2 separate regions of the Homo sapiens genome follow, and region 1 is linked to region 2. Evidence: chromatin loops called from intact Hi-C (ENCODE). Cell type or tissue: IMR-90. All regions are shown on one strand.

Region 1 (8,000 bases), 1.4 Mb before region 2:
TTACAGAATGTACTCATTTCTCCATACCTTATCATTACACAAACAGGGCTCCATTACAATAACAGTGGATTATGGTGGAAGCACCTGCAATAGTTGTTCCAAGGAGGAGTATTCAGGGGTGCCCAAAGTCAACAGGTAAGACAAAAATAAAAGTACTGAAAGAATTTTAAGTCTGTGACAACTATAGCTATCGGAAACATTAGACAGAGACCACTGATAGCCGTATTAGCATTGTTGTCACATAAAAGACCAATTAATTTCAGTTCCTATTACACATATGTGTCATTTACAACAAGATGTTATAAGAATGCCAACAGGCAAGAAAACCAACAGTGTAGGAATAGACCAAACATCAGAATCAGACTACTGTAAAAGACATAATTTGGAATTAAATAAGAAATTTAAAATAACTAATGGCAAAGTAAACAACATAAAAAAACAGATGGGGAAGGTAAATAGACAGGTGAATATTCTAAGAAAAATATCAAAAAGAAGTACTAGCAACCAAAACACTGCAACAGAAATGAAATGAAGAAATACCTTTGATGGGTTCAGCAGTAGGCTTAATATGGCTGAAGAGAGAATCAGTGAGGTTCAAATAGAAAATTCCCAAAATTAATTAAATAGAAAATTCCCAAAATTAAAAATCATAGCGGGGAGAGGGAAAGAATGGAACCTCCAAGAACTATTGAGCAGTTCCAAAAGGTGTAACTGGAATGTCAGAAAGAGAACAGAAAATAAATCAGAATTAATGTTTGATTCATAATGGCTAAAAGCTTTCCAAATTTAATGATGGATACAGAAAGCTGTCTCTAAAACAAGCAGGATAAACAGCAAAATGAACGTGAAACGTCAAAACTTGGTGTATGTATTAGTTTGGAGGGCTGGCATAACAAACTACCACAGACTGTGGGGCTTAAACAACATAAATTTGTTTTCTCAGAGTTCTGGAAATAAAGGCAAGATTGGTTCCTTCTGATGACCATGATGGAAGGATCTGTTCCAGGCCTTTCTTTTGGGCTTACAGACAGCTTGCTTCTCCTTGTGTCTTCACATTATCCTTTTTTATTGATGTCTTTTAAAATTCCCCCTTCTCATTAGAGCTCCAATTATATTGGATTACAACCCACCTGAATCACCTCATTCGAACTTAATTAGCTCTGTAAATTTTTTTTCTCCAAATAAAGTCACATTCAGAGGTACTGGGGTTTATAGGTTAAACATATAAACTTGGAAGGGGGGGGACCAATTTAACCTATAACTACATACCATATTCAAGTTGCAGAAAACCAAAGGCAAAGAAAAAAATCTTGTAACAAGCCAGGGATGGGAGGACACTTTACTAGAAGAGAACAAATATAAGAACTACAAGGCATTTCTTGTCAAAAATTAGAAAAATACATAGAAAATATTTAATATTTTGAATAAAGCCCCTAGAATTATATAGCCAATAAAATTATTCTTCCTAAGTGAAGCAGAAATAAAGAATTACTCAGACACTCAAAAATAGGAAACTTTATCACTAGCAGACCTGCCACACAATAAATTTTAACAGTTTTTTTAGCTGAAGACAAATAAGAGTGGCCATAAATGAATCTACATATAGGATTGCATAGCATCAAAGACAGAATAGATTTAAAAAGTAATTTTGTGGTTCTTTATTTATATAATGATAATTGTTTATTAAAAACAATAATGGAAGTGATACATTGAATGATTCCAGTATACGAATACATGAAGTGAATGATAGGAATTTCACAAGGGACAGAAAGTAGGAATTTGGGGATATTCTGTTATAAGATACCTATACTCTGTGTGAAGTGGTACAGTGTTATTTGAACAAGGAATTAGTTACTTAAAAAATGGATATCGTAAATGCTAGGGCAACCATGATCATTTTTAAGTATGATTGGTAAGCTAAGAGGAGTTAAAATAAAATGATATAAAATCCTCAATTAAAATCATAGAAGTCAAAAAATGAGAGAGAAAATAAGAAACAAGGAACAAAAGCAAACAACAGTAAACAGTCACAAACATGGTCATCATTTATCTAGCTATATCAACAATTACTCTGAATGTGTAGAGTCTAAATATATCAGCTAAAAGATAGATCATAATTGTGGATTAATAAAAGAGATCCAACTATATGTTGTCCAAAATAAGTCAGATTTAAATATAAACATTCAGATAAATTAAAATAAAGGAATGGTGAAAGATATACCATGATAACATTAATTTTAAAAATGCTAAAATAACAATATTAATTTCATAAAAAAGGGGGGATGTTACATTAAAAGTAATAGCAAAAACTGCAATTACTTTTGCACTGACCTAAGATAATGATGAACAGTGCAATTATCAAACAAGACATAACAATGGAAAAAAAATACATGCATCTAACAACATAACATGAAAATATATGAGAAAAAAACGTTAGAATTGAAAAAAGAGATGTAACCACTACTATAGAGCAACATCAACATTTGTCTGTCAGAAATTAACAGATTAAACAGGAAATAATATTCGGTAAAGATATTCGACAAAAGCAGTTTTTTTGGGGAAAAATCCTTGAAACAAGCAATAGTCAAGCATCCTAAGGTAAAATTATTTTCTCAGTAATATTAAAATAAATATATCATAATTATACAGCATTATCTATTTATTATAGATAATTATTGAAGCAAATATATGGAGGGAAAAAAGTGGATATGAAAATAATCTCCCTCTACCATTGTATACAGTCATTTAGAAGGGTATGAACTTTGGGAAACATGCTTTTCTTTGCAACAAATAAAATTCAAAGAATGATTAAAAAATAAGGCATAATAATTTTATATATATGATATTTTCTAAATAACATATAATTTTAAAGAAATTTAATGTGTCTAGAGATTGAAATTTTATATATCTCAACTATGTATAGATATCAAAATACTTTCAACTTAATATGTACATTTTATTGAATGATTTTAAACTTTTAACATTAAAATTATCTATTTCATTTGTTAAATAGATCACTTTTGCATTCAGTAACCGAATCAGGGATGGTTTAGTAATTAAAATTGTTTTCCTGAAAAGTGCTACTACAATTATCATTAATTGTACTAGTTTATATTGGTAAATTATGAATGAGTATTGAAAGTGAAAGCTGAAAAGACATTAAATTCAGGCACCTGTATTCTATGTCAAAGAACTTATTTTTCTTTGATATGACTTCAAAAGTCTTTCATCTTCATACTTCACTGAGACTTAAAAGGACGTCATCGTGTGAGTGGAAATGTAAGTGACAGGTCTAATAAATTAGGAATATCCTTCTTACTACACTCCCCCTCATTTTTGACTGTGAAATTTCACTTCTTATTAAAATTTGTATTCTTCATAGTTGAATGGGAGTAACTGATTTTCTCTGAGTTGTATCTGCTTTAGAGATGAGCTATGCCAATAATTCTACTACTGAATAATGTCACTCATCTTTTTCTTGGAGGAGCATAGAGTTCTCAACATTTTAGGTTGGTTGGCTCAAGTCTCTAAAGTCTCTAATGATTTAATAAATTACCTTTCAAATAACACACTTCCAATATTCTGGACCATTGTATGGATGACAGTCTTCTCTACAAATAGTAAGTTTATGTACTTCTTTCTCTTCTTGAAATTTTAACAACTCATAATAGAAGATAAACTGAAACCAGTATTAAATACTCACACTAGAGGGAGTGAGGTTGCAGTATCTAGGCCTCTAGATAAATGGTTTTAGAGTAGTGTTTTACAAACTGTGTTTTGCAAAATCTACTTATTGGGCCTCAAACAACATTATAAAGTGAAATAAAATAGAACAGAAAATGATGGTATGAAATAGAATACAATTCAAATGAGAATGTATCACATCTAATCCATCTCAGTTTTTTTCTTTGTTTAGATATGTATGCATATCTATTGTATACATATCTAATGGTGTGTACTTTGGGTCATAATGTAAAATACATTTTCTTACTATGAGTTGTAGACAAAAATTTTTGAAGCCATTGCTCTATATCATGTGCTATACCTCTAGCCTTTGCTCATTAGGCCTAAAATAAATTAGAAGAACATCTGGCTCTAGAAAACAGATATTAAAACAATATATAAAGTGCTAAATTTATTCATCAAATTTGTATTTTCTGGGAACGGCTTTTGTATAATATAGTAGGAGAAGTAAGGAAAGTTTTTTAAATGATAATACCCATAGGCACATCGTGGTCTAGTATACACTTCTATGAATAGCATGGGGTGTTATAAAGTTTTCATTCATGTAATGTTTTATGAAAATAAATTTATCTTTCTGAATTTCAATATATTAGGCATCCTATGGGAATATTTCTTTTTTTTCTTGCTGCATGAGAAACTCATCAGATATTTAAAATAACAATATTGAATGACACTGCATAAAACTTCAATAAATATATTTGTATGTGTATTTAAAGTTACGCATACAATTTATCAAGAGTAAGCACCATTTTGATTAAGGCATTAACATCTTTTGATATACATCTTTTTAATAGTTAGTTATACTACTCTGAAAGGCAGCGGATTTCTTCACCAAGATCATATATCCTTCTGTCAAAATAAACCAAATTCTAAACTATTGCCAAGGTGAAGTTTGTCAAGTGTGGTGTTAAACCCAGAAATGAAACTGAGAGAACCGTATGCAATTCTCTAATTGAAAGAAATCATTCAGGCAAATGTAAATTTGAGGAAGAGCTAAGTTTTATTCAAATGGTGAAAAATGTGTTCAGAATCATAAAAAAAACAAGGCTAAAGGTATGTGATTTACCAAATATACGACTAATTTAAAATATTAGAAAAACTATACTTTAAAATATATATATTGTTTAGTTTGCTAAGCTGCAAAACAAGAAGCAGTCTAGGAACATTCTATTATTATCAATATTAATATTAATTATCAATAATTATATTAAATTACTTTAATATTATTCAGAAATTTGCAACGTTTCTCATTCATTTTGAATTAAATTTGACTGAGGAAACAAAAAGTCACACTAGAAGTATTAGTTTTTCCTTCACAGATACAGTAATAATTTTTGCATGCAGAATTTCATTTGTTCTCTAACAGTTTTTTGTTTTTTTTTTTTGAGACAGAGTCCTGCTCTGTCGCCTAGGCTGTAGTGCAGTGGTGCAACCTTGACTCACTGCAACCTCCACCTCCCAGGTTCAAGCGATTTTCCTGCCTCAGCCTCCTGAGTAGCTGGGATTACAGGCGCCTGACACCATGTCCAGCTAATTTTTTTGTATTTTTAGTAGGGATGAGGTTTTGCCATGTTAGCCAGACTGGTCTCAAACTCCTGACCTCAAGTGATCCACCCTCCTCAGTCTCGCAAAGTGCTGGGATTACAGGTGTGAGCCACCGTGCCTGGCCCTCTAATCAGTTTTGATAAAATTGTCTAGTTGAAACAAGTATATATTATTACTATTACCTTTTTTATGTAAACACTTTAGAAACTAGTATCCCAAGATAAAATTATTAAATTCACATGTGTATATATATATGTGTATATATATATGTGTATATATATGTGTATATATATATGTGTATATATATGTGTATATATATATGTGTATATATGTGTGTGTGTGTGTGTGTGTATATATATATATATATATTTGATGAATTAAAATTCTGTTAATTCTTTCATCCTGCAAAATAGATTAGTAGAGAAGAAGGCAGTATTAGTTTTCAGACATGACACATTTACAGTTGTGCAGCCTGAGTCAAGTTACTTGACTTATCTAAGCCAGATAATTCTTATGTATCAATGGCGGTCCTCATATTACCTACCCCATTGTCTATTGTAAGAGTTAGATGAAATATATAATACAAAACAAATATTTAGAAATATTTGTACAATGTGAGAGACAAATAAACACTACAAACTATTACTATTGCTGCCATGGATTTTTTTGTGTATGTAGTTACATGTAGTTTTATTGTTTAACTCTGTGTGCTTCTGTTTTGATCAAGTGTATTTTGCATATTCATAATTTTGTCTATTTGACTTCCCTTTGGGAAATAAACAGAGAAAGGGTTTCCTTCTCCCTTTCTGATGTCAAAAGAGAAAGAGTTGAAGTCCACCCAAAATAATTTGATATCTTCATTATACCTTTTAACTTTATGTGTGGGAATATGTGTAATGATCGTGTCCAATATTACTTTTACTGTTAGATTAATATAATGGCTGATCTACCACATAATGATAATCTTAGGAATTCCACCTTCCACATGCATGATGATGTGGACATGGAGAAATTTATGGCCAACTATGTTTTTACAATATGATTACCTTCCTTAGATATTGTTACTTGACCTATAGGAGGAACCCTGACTACATTTTATCCAGTGAGTAATTTTCCCAGGAATTGTGAATTGAGGCCAAGAAACAATATATGCTTGGGTAGCTTGACCAGTAATACATAAGTTTAGAAGCTTGAATATAGAAAGTGTATACGTATGTGAGGTATGAGTTTTATATATATATATATAAAACTTTGTTGCCTGAAGAAACAGGAGACTCTTTTCCAAGTAGAGTAAATGAAATGGAGTTGATGAACCGGAAGTTACAAACTAGAGTTTTTATACGGCCATTTAAACTGATATCCTGGTATGTTTCTGAGTACAACCCTATTCTTTTCCTTCCATTTCATGAATCATCCCTGTATCCTTAAAATGTACTCCAACTTTAGCTTGATCCAATTTGATTCTGTTTTTGCAAAGCAAATAGAATGTCCACATAGCAAAGTCCTCTTTATACAGCAATCTAGGAATTAACAAACTTTTTACATAAAAGTAGAAGTAATAAACATTTCAAAATTAGCAGACCACATCTTTTCTATGACAGATACTGAACGCTGACATTGTCACACAAATGTTAGCTATAGATGATACTTAAGTAAATGAGCATGACTGTGTTACAATAGAACTTAATTAATGAATACTGACATTACTTTTACGTAATTTTTATGTGTCACAAAATATTATTATTCTTTTGAGTTTTTTCTAATTATCAAAATGTGCAAATGGAAAACAAATAGAAAGTCATCAGACATGTGAACCATACAAAAATAGGTGGCATTTATGGAAAATACAGCCTCTCAAGATTGAGCCAGGAAGAAGCAAAAACCCTTAACAGACCAATAATGAGTAATGAAATGTAAACAGTAATCAAAAATCTCCCAAAGAAAGAAGCCCAGGATGAGATGGATTCATAGCTACATTTAACCAGAGATACAAACAAGAGCTTATACCAGCCTTACAGAAATTAAACAACAACAACAACAAAAATGAGAAGGGATGACTCTCTAACTCATTCTAAAAAAAGGAAGATCACCCTGGTATGAAAATCAGTCAAGCACCAACCAAAAAAGAAAACTTTAGGCAGAGATCACTGATGAACATAGATTAAAAATCCTCAGCAAAATACCAGCAAACCAAATCCAGCAGCACATCAAAAAAATAATAACTACATCATGAACAAGTGGGTTTTATTCCAGGGCTGCATGGATGGTTCAATGAACACAAATCAATAAATGTCATTCACCACATAAACAGAGTTATAAACAAAAACCATAAGATTATCTCATTAGATAACTAAAAAGCATTTGATAAAATTCAATATCCATTCATGATAAAAACCCTCAACCATCTATTCATCAAAAGAACACGCTTCAAAATAATAAGAGCCATACACCACAAACCCACAGCTAACCTTGTACTGAATGGGGAAAAGTTGAAAGCATTTCCCCTAAGAAGTGGAACAAGACAGAGATGTCCACTGTCACCATTCCTATTAAGCATTGTACTGGAGCAATGAGGCAAGAGAAAGAAATAAAATGCATTCAAATAGGAAAAGAGGAAATCAATTATCTCTGTTCACTGAGGTTGTGATTTTATACCTAGAAAACCCTAAAAACTCATCCAAATGACTTCTGTACTTAATAAATGACCTTAG
Region 2 (8,000 bases):
CAGTTGTTTTTCATGATAGGATTCAGATATCTACAAGAAACTGAATATAAAGAATTATCACCAGGAAGCATTTAAACACATAGGAAATATGATTCTTGATTTGATTTGTTTGGTTGTATATGTATATGGTACAGGGTACATGTAAATGTATATGGTACAAACACAGGCATTATATTGTTTTAATGACCCTTACATTTTTTGAAAAAGAGAAAAAAATAGAGTAAGATTCTCTCAGAATTAAGAGCTACTAAAAAGTTTGATCTGTATTCTAATATGCCTTATTATATCAGGTAAAAAACAAAATAAACTAAAAAGAAACAAACAAACCTGTATTCCATTGTGTTTCTCTCATAATGTTCTTTCAAAAATTTTAGAGCTTAGTTTTGTGCTTTAAATGGCTGTGTTTAGTGCAGCATCTCGAATAGAATAATCTCACTTCTGCCTTCATCACCACAGTCCTGTTCTTTCACCCACATAATATGATATAGACACTGGTTAAAAATGTAAATGAGTGAATGAGGAAAGCCTTCTGCCTACCTTGCAAAGAGTCTCAAGGAATCTTTTACTTGGAATAGTCAAGTGTTTATGAAGTGATAGAAAATGTATTAGTGTTATTCTGTTAACAATTATGAAAAGAGTAATCAGTTCGATTTCCAACTAAATATTTACTGAAGTGTAGCACATATACAGAAAGGTAGGCAAATTGCAATAATTTTATAAAGTACACATTCCTGTGTAAAACCATCCAGATCAAGGAAGAGAAAATTACCATCTTTCTAGAAGCCTCCCTCATGAACTCCTTCAGTCAATACCTCTCCTAAAGGTATTGCTGTTTCTGCCTCCATAGACTAGTTTTGACTGCTTTTGAACTTTATATAAATAAAATTAAATTATAATATTTACTTGTTTAGTTTCTTTTTGTATATGTATTTTGACACAGTGTGTTGCTGTCGCTCAGGCTGCAGTGAAGTGGTGCCTATCAGGGAAACCTGCCCCCAATATTTCAACATAGGTTCTTGCTATTTTCCCTAAGTGTTGGCTGGTCCATGAAATAAAAAGAAAGAGTACAAAGAGAGGAATTTTACAGCTGGGCCACCAGGGGTGACATCACTTATCGGTAGGACAGTGATGCCCACCTAAGCCACAAAACCAGCAGGATTTATTAAGGACTTCAAAAGGGGAGGGGGTGTATGAACCAGGGAGTAGGTCACAAAGATCACATGCTTCAAAGGGCAAAAAGGAGAACAAAGATCACATGCTTCTGAGGCCAATAAAGATCACAAGGAAAAGGGCAAAGCAAAGATCACAAGGTAAAGGGGAAAATCAAAAACTCCTGATAAGGGTCTATGTTCAGCTGTGCATGTATTGTCTTGATAAACATCTTAAACAACAGAAAACAGGGTTCAAGAGCAGAGAACCTCTCTGACCTCAAATTTACCAGGAAGTGGTTTTTTCCTCACCCTAATAAGCCTGAGGGTACTGCAGGAGACCAGGGTGTATTTCAGTCCTTATCTCAACCGCATAAGACAGACACTCCCAGAGCAGCCATTTATAGACCTCCCCCTAGGAATGCAATTCCTTTCCCAGGGTCTTAATTATTAATATTCTTTGCTAGGAAAAGAATTTATTGATATCTTCCCTACTTGCATGTCTGTTTATAGGCTTTCTGCAAGGAGAAAAATATGGCTCTATTCTGCCCGACCCCACAGGCAGTCAGACCTTATGGTTGTCTTTCCTTGTTCCCTAAAATCGCTGTTATTCTGTTCTTTTTCAAGGTGCACTGATTTCATATTGTTCAAACACACGTTTTACAATCAATTTGTACAGTTAGATACAATTATCACAGTGGTCCTGAGGTGACCTACATCCTCAGCTTACAAAGATAACAGGATTAAGAGATTAAAATAAGACAGGCATGGCCGGGGGTGGTGGCTCATGCCTGTAATCCCAGTGCTTTGGGAGGCCAAGGCGGGCAGATCACGAGGTCAGGAGATCGAGACCACCCTGGCTAACACAGTGAAATCCCATCTCTACTAAAAATACAAAAAAATCAGCCAGGCACAGTGGTGGGTGCCTGTAGTCCCAGCTACTTGGGAGGCTGAGGAACCCAGGAGGCCGAGCTTGCAGTGAGCCGAGATAGTGCCACTGCACTCTGGCCTGGGCAAAAGAGCGAGACTCCATCTTAAAAATAAAAAATAAAAAAATAAGATAGGCATAAGAAATTATAAGAGTATTATTTGGGAAGTGATAAATGTCCATGAAATCTTCACAGTTTATCTTCCTCTGCCACAGCTCCAGCCAGTCCCTCCTTTCGGGGTCCCTGACTTCCCACAACAGGTGCCATCATGACTCATTGCAACCTGTACCTCGTGGGTTCAAGCAATTCTCCTGCCTCAGCCTCTGGAGTACCTGGGACTACAGGTGCGCACCACCACGGCCTGGCTTTTATTTTCTTTCTTTCTTTTTTTTTTTTTGGAGAGACAGTGTTTCATCATACTGACCAGACTGGTGTCGAACTCCTGGCCTCAAGCAATCCTCCCACGTTGGCATCCCAAGGTGCTGGGTTTACAGGCATCAGCCACCGCACCCAGCCTCAATATAATCTGTAATGCATTCATGTTGTTGCATGTAGCAAGAGGTCATTCTTTTTCATTGCTGTATTCTTTGTATGACTATTCTACAATGTATTAATTCTTTCTTTCATAAATTCACATTTGGATTGTTTCTAGTATAGTGTTTTTACAAATAACACTGTAGATGAAATTCTGATGCATATCTTTTTTTATACATGTGTATATGCAATTGTTCTGGATAGATACCTAGGAAAGAAATTACCGGGTCATAAGGTTTGCAGATGTTCAGCTTTAAAAGATACTTCCAACCAGTTTTGCAAGATGGTTGTAACAATGCACACTTCCATCAAATCTGTGTGAGGGTTCCTGTTGCTCCACAGTCTTGTTTTTAAATTTTAGACATTATTGTGGGTATATAGTGATTTCATTTTTATTTCTCTAATGACCAATATTGGTGAGCATTTTTTCATATGTTTACTGACTATTTAATATATTCCCTATATATGCTGCATGCACAACTTCGGTCAGATTAAGTATTGCAAATATTTTCTCCAACTCTGTGTCTTGTATGTCCTTTCACCCAATTAGTTTTATTTTATTTATTTATTTATTTATTTGAGACAGAATCTTTCTCTGTTGCCCAGGCTGGAGTGCAGTGACATGACCTCGGCTCATTGCAAGCTCAGTCTCTCAGGCTCGAGTGAAACTTCCACTACAGCCTCCTGAGTAGCTGGGACTACAGGTGCTTGCCACCACACTGGAGTAATTTTTAAATTGTTGTAGAGATGGTATTTCACTTTGTTGCCCAGGCTAGTCTCAAACTCCTGGGTCAATGCAATCCTCCCACCTTGGCCTCCCAAAGTGCTGGGATCACCACACCCAGTTGAATTTATTTTTTTCAATTACTTTATACATAGAAAAAGAGAAAAAAAAACCTTCTTTACATGGCAACAGATAGCCATAGTAAAAAAAAAAAAGAAGATATCTTAAATTAATGATCTCTAGTAGGAGCTCAATAAATATATGTTGAATTAATCAATAAATGATGGCACACATTTTAGTTCTGTTCAATAAAACCCTTATCAAAATATTTTGCCTCATTATTTTGTCCAACATAGTAACAGCAATTTTCTAGAAAAAATAATCATGATCAGGAGAATTTTTAAATACCTCAGAGGCCTCTGAATTTCCCACTGACCAAAGAAGAGAAACATGATATCATTCTTGAAATTTTTAAACACCTGTTGGCAGGTATTTTTGAAACTATAAATCCATGTAAATATAACATATATTGTTTATTTTTAACATTAATTTTAATTCTGAAAGATACAATTAAGGAATTAAACATTGATAAAAATTATTAAGTAGTAGAACAAAAAATGGAAAACGATTGTATTTCATTGGAGGTACTTAGGACTTTGGAACGAGAATATTTACGTTAAAATCAATGTTCACAATCATTCTTAAAAGATATAAGATGATGACTACTCAATTACCATTTATAATTTAAAAAATAAAACTCTTTTCAAACTGCCTGGGAATTGTACTGGATTAAACTAAATTGATTGAAACCTGGATAAAAATCTCCATAGCAAGCATGAATGTGAATAAAACACTGTATGTACGAACAATTTCTTTTGCACTTTGAAAATTGCATGGTTGGAGGAATATACATAAATCTGTATAAACAAAGCAACCATTTAAAAAAGTCATTTTAATTTGAATACTTCTTATAGCCCTTAAATTTCAATAGTTTCAGTATATTAGGGAATCTATTAACATTTCGTCTTGTCAACTCTATCATGTCATAATATATGTTACTTCTCAAGGTAAAATAATAAAAAGGATCATTTAAGAAATGAGACACTCCTTAAAGACTAGCCTTTTAAGAGTGGCATAAAATAAGTGTATCTGCAATAATTTCACTCATATGGTCAACCACTGACATCTATTGGCAAAAGTAGGCAGGCAGGGTTTGGTTAACTTATGAAAGCAGATAAGTTTTTTTTTTTTGATTTTTTGTGGGAACATAGTAGATGTATATATTTATAGAATACATGAGATATTTTGATACAGGCATAGTTTCATTTTTTCATGAATATCCACAGGCTTTTCATTCCCCTATGCCATCCTTTCTCCCTAACTTCCCTCTCCCACTGAGTACTGCTTCCTTGACTTTTTATTTAGTGACCTCTCTCCAGTATTTTAATACTTCTAGACAATAATGCATTATCAAGGTGCCATTACATTAGCCAGCTTCTGGGGGTAACATATTTCATTTATACATTTAATAAATATTTTTAAGAATCTCTACATGCTGTAAACTGTTTTAGGTGCTATGATACAAAAGTAAACAATACAAACAAAAATCTAAGCTTACCTGGAGTTTTCCATTCAAGTAGTCAAGTAGTAAGAGAGAAAATAAACAGAAAAACAAAATAAATGGTATAGTATACCAGTTGGTAATAAGTGCTATTATATGTTATGGATAAAATAAACTAGGGAAGGGGGAAGAAACAATTAGGAAGGAGAAGCTGCAGTGTGTTAGCCATGTTAAGTGTACTGGTCAGAGAAGCCTTCATTTGACATTTAAGTAAATCAGGTGCAGTAGTAAGCCATGGGAATAGCTAACTGGGGAAGGAACACTCAGAAAGAAGGAAAAGCAAGTGTAAAGATGCTTAGGAATAAGGGTGCTTGGACAGGTAGGAAGGCAGCAAGTAGACCAATGTGACAAGAGTGGAGCAAGCAAATAGTTGTGTAATGGGAAACCGTATCAGCGAGGTGGATGGGGACATATTCTGTAGGGATGCTCAGGCCACTCCAGGACATGTTGTTTTTTGTTTTTTGTTTTTTGTTTTTTTTTTTTAGATGGAGTCTCACTCTGCTGCCCAGGCTGGAGTGCAGTGGCATGATCTCGGGTCACTGCAACCTCCACCTCACAGGTTCAAGCAATTGTCCTGCCTCAGTAGCTGGTGGCTGGGATTACAGGTGCCCGCCACTACACTCGGCTAATTTTTTTTTGCATTTTTAGTAGAGAAAGGGTTTCACCATGTTGGCCAGGCTGGTCTCAAACTCCTGACCTCAAGTGATCCACCCGCCTCGGCCTCCCAAAGTGCTGGGATTACCGGTGTGAGCCCGTGCCCAGCTGACACGGCTTTAACTCTGAGCAAGATGTAAAGCCAGGGGAAGGTGTGAGTTGAGGAGTGATATGATCTGACTTGCATTTTAAAAGTACCCCCCAATTGGCCACACTGAGAATACACTGCAGGATTAAAACCCAAAAAGCACAGAGGTAGCTCAGAGACAACTGTAGTAATCCAGGGAAGAGGCAGTTTAGACTTGAATCAATATAATGAAGATAGAGGTGAGTGCGTAAAGACATGATTATATTTTGAAAGTAGAATCAAATAGGTTTGATAAGTGAATGGAAGGGGGAAATGAAAGAAAAAGAAGGGGAAAAGAAAAAGACTGTTAACAAAGCCAAAATTATGTCCTCTCTGCAAGTAAAGATAAACCATAATGGGAAAGCCTGAGATTATTCTTTACTTTTTTGCACTTACATATGTGATAAGTTAATATAATAAAAGAATCTTGTAACATTCTGAACTCAAAGACACTGAATTACTCTTTCATAAGATTTTTAGGGCCATGGGTGTTACAAATGGAAAAGTCCATTATCTTTTCAAGTATATTTCAGATACATTACAAAACACACGATTTGAATTTATTGTAACACTATAGTATTGAATTGTTTCCCATGAGCATTTGATAAATATGTTTTCCAAAGCCTCTTCCTCAAGTCATAAGACATTAATTATTAGATCCCCATTTAACTATAAAATTCTAATTGATAAGACTACTTAGAAAAAATATGATATGACATTCTAATTAGAGCATCAATAATATATCCAGATTTAAATCACTAAGGAGGTATAGACCTTCAATAACATATTTCAATACTGTTTGTAATTTGGATGCTTGATTTATTTCAAAAGTGTCTGTTGGCTAAGTTAACTGATAGCTACCTCTGCATCAGTTATGAAATCCGGACATGCAATCAGCAGCTCCACATGAGACACTCTGGGTGGCACACTCTAATTTCCTTGTATTTCCTCCAACTCTTTTTATATATCTAAAATTGGCCATATATCTTCTGGCAAGCTATTGCTTTATCTACCATATACAGAACTTCTTAGAACAGTTCTAAATTCTATCCTTCAAAACATTTTCTTGAACTTCTTGGCAAAATAATTTTTATTCAAAAATCTATCTCTTTACTGTTTTTATTATACCTTTTCTTTTATGATATTGTTTCCTTAGACAATCCAAATTCATTCTTTCCTCACCCCAACCACTATATTCACTTTAACTTTATGTGCTTAAATTATTCAATTCTAAGTGAAGCTATCTTAGAAATCAATAAACTTAGTTTACAGAGTATTTCCAATGCAAATAATTGTTTAAAACTGTAGTGTATATGTGCATGTGTGTGTAGTCTTGTAAGAAGCATTCAAATTTTATTTTTCGTTTCTTGTTTCTGACCTTCCATTTCCAATATCTTTTGCCTCTCACTGGATTGTGAATGTGCCCTTTCCCTACATCTGAAAATCTTTCAACCTTCACCATTCATTCTAAGAATCAGCAATATGTTACGTTTTTATAGAACCTTTCTTCCAGGGAACAGAGAGTGTTTCACATATATTACCACATTCATCCTTAAAATTTCTCTCACAACACCCATAGCCCTGCTTAAACTATGATTCAGTTGAAACCTCAATCTGTATCTTTAGTTCTTTCTTCCTTGACTGCCTTTCCTATAAACTCTGTAAATCACATTTTTAGAATCCTGCATCTGTAGAAAATATGCATAATTCTATCACTCAGGTGACCTTTCTTTCTAACCCTGTGCTCAGAATTCACCATTTCTATTTCAAAACTTTGCCACAGGCCAGCTAGTAGGCTTTAGGTTACTAAGGTCTTACTACTTCTCTCTGTAACTTCACTTTTTCTTTGTAATAGTGAAATAATCTGACTTGATTATCATACTGTGATTACCTCCTTTTTTTAACTACGTCACTTAAATTTGCTCTAAACTACATTTGTGTCCCTTTTACACTTGACCTTAGCCAAAAGGCTGAGAAGTGATTGTGTATTTTAAATGTATTTTCTTTTTTCAATAATGATTAAAAATCATCTTCTAAATTTTATTTTTATGGTCATATGAAATTTAAGTATTAAAATAGTTTCCTTAGCAGTAATAGCTAACATGTGTTAATGTTTACCATGTAGTGATCACTTTGATAAATGCTTAGATGGTACCTCACTTAATTCTTACTATAATAGGTATAAGAACTCAATCCTATTTTCTATATATTACTGGTAGAAAAATAAAGGTTTTTAAAGGTTATCTTGCACAAGAATGTACAT

The links. Hi-C counts contacts between places; a loop is a spot of excess contacts. Peaks named below come from ENCODE experiments on the same cell type or tissue, not always from the same donor. Only the 100,000 strongest peaks of a DNase experiment are listed, where the experiment ranks them.
Region 1: a loop joins it to region 2, with 3 times the contacts of the local background. A loop is called at or near these places in 2 of 110 quality-filtered maps.

Annotation. Positions count from the first base shown.
Region 1 is chr1:190,954,059-190,962,058 of GRCh38, forward strand. No RefSeq gene overlaps it. Among named protein-coding and RNA genes, the nearest start is that of LINC01680, 270 kb to the right of the region's middle. In IMR-90, a CTCF peak has its summit at 3,737; no DNase peak of the experiment used is centred here.
Region 2 is chr1:192,306,967-192,314,966 of GRCh38, forward strand. No RefSeq gene overlaps it. Among named protein-coding and RNA genes, the nearest start is that of RGS21, 6.0 kb to the right of the region's middle. In IMR-90, a CTCF peak has its summit at 4,521 (motif pointing left); a DNase peak (open chromatin) is centred at 4,515; H3K27ac peaks cover 553 bases.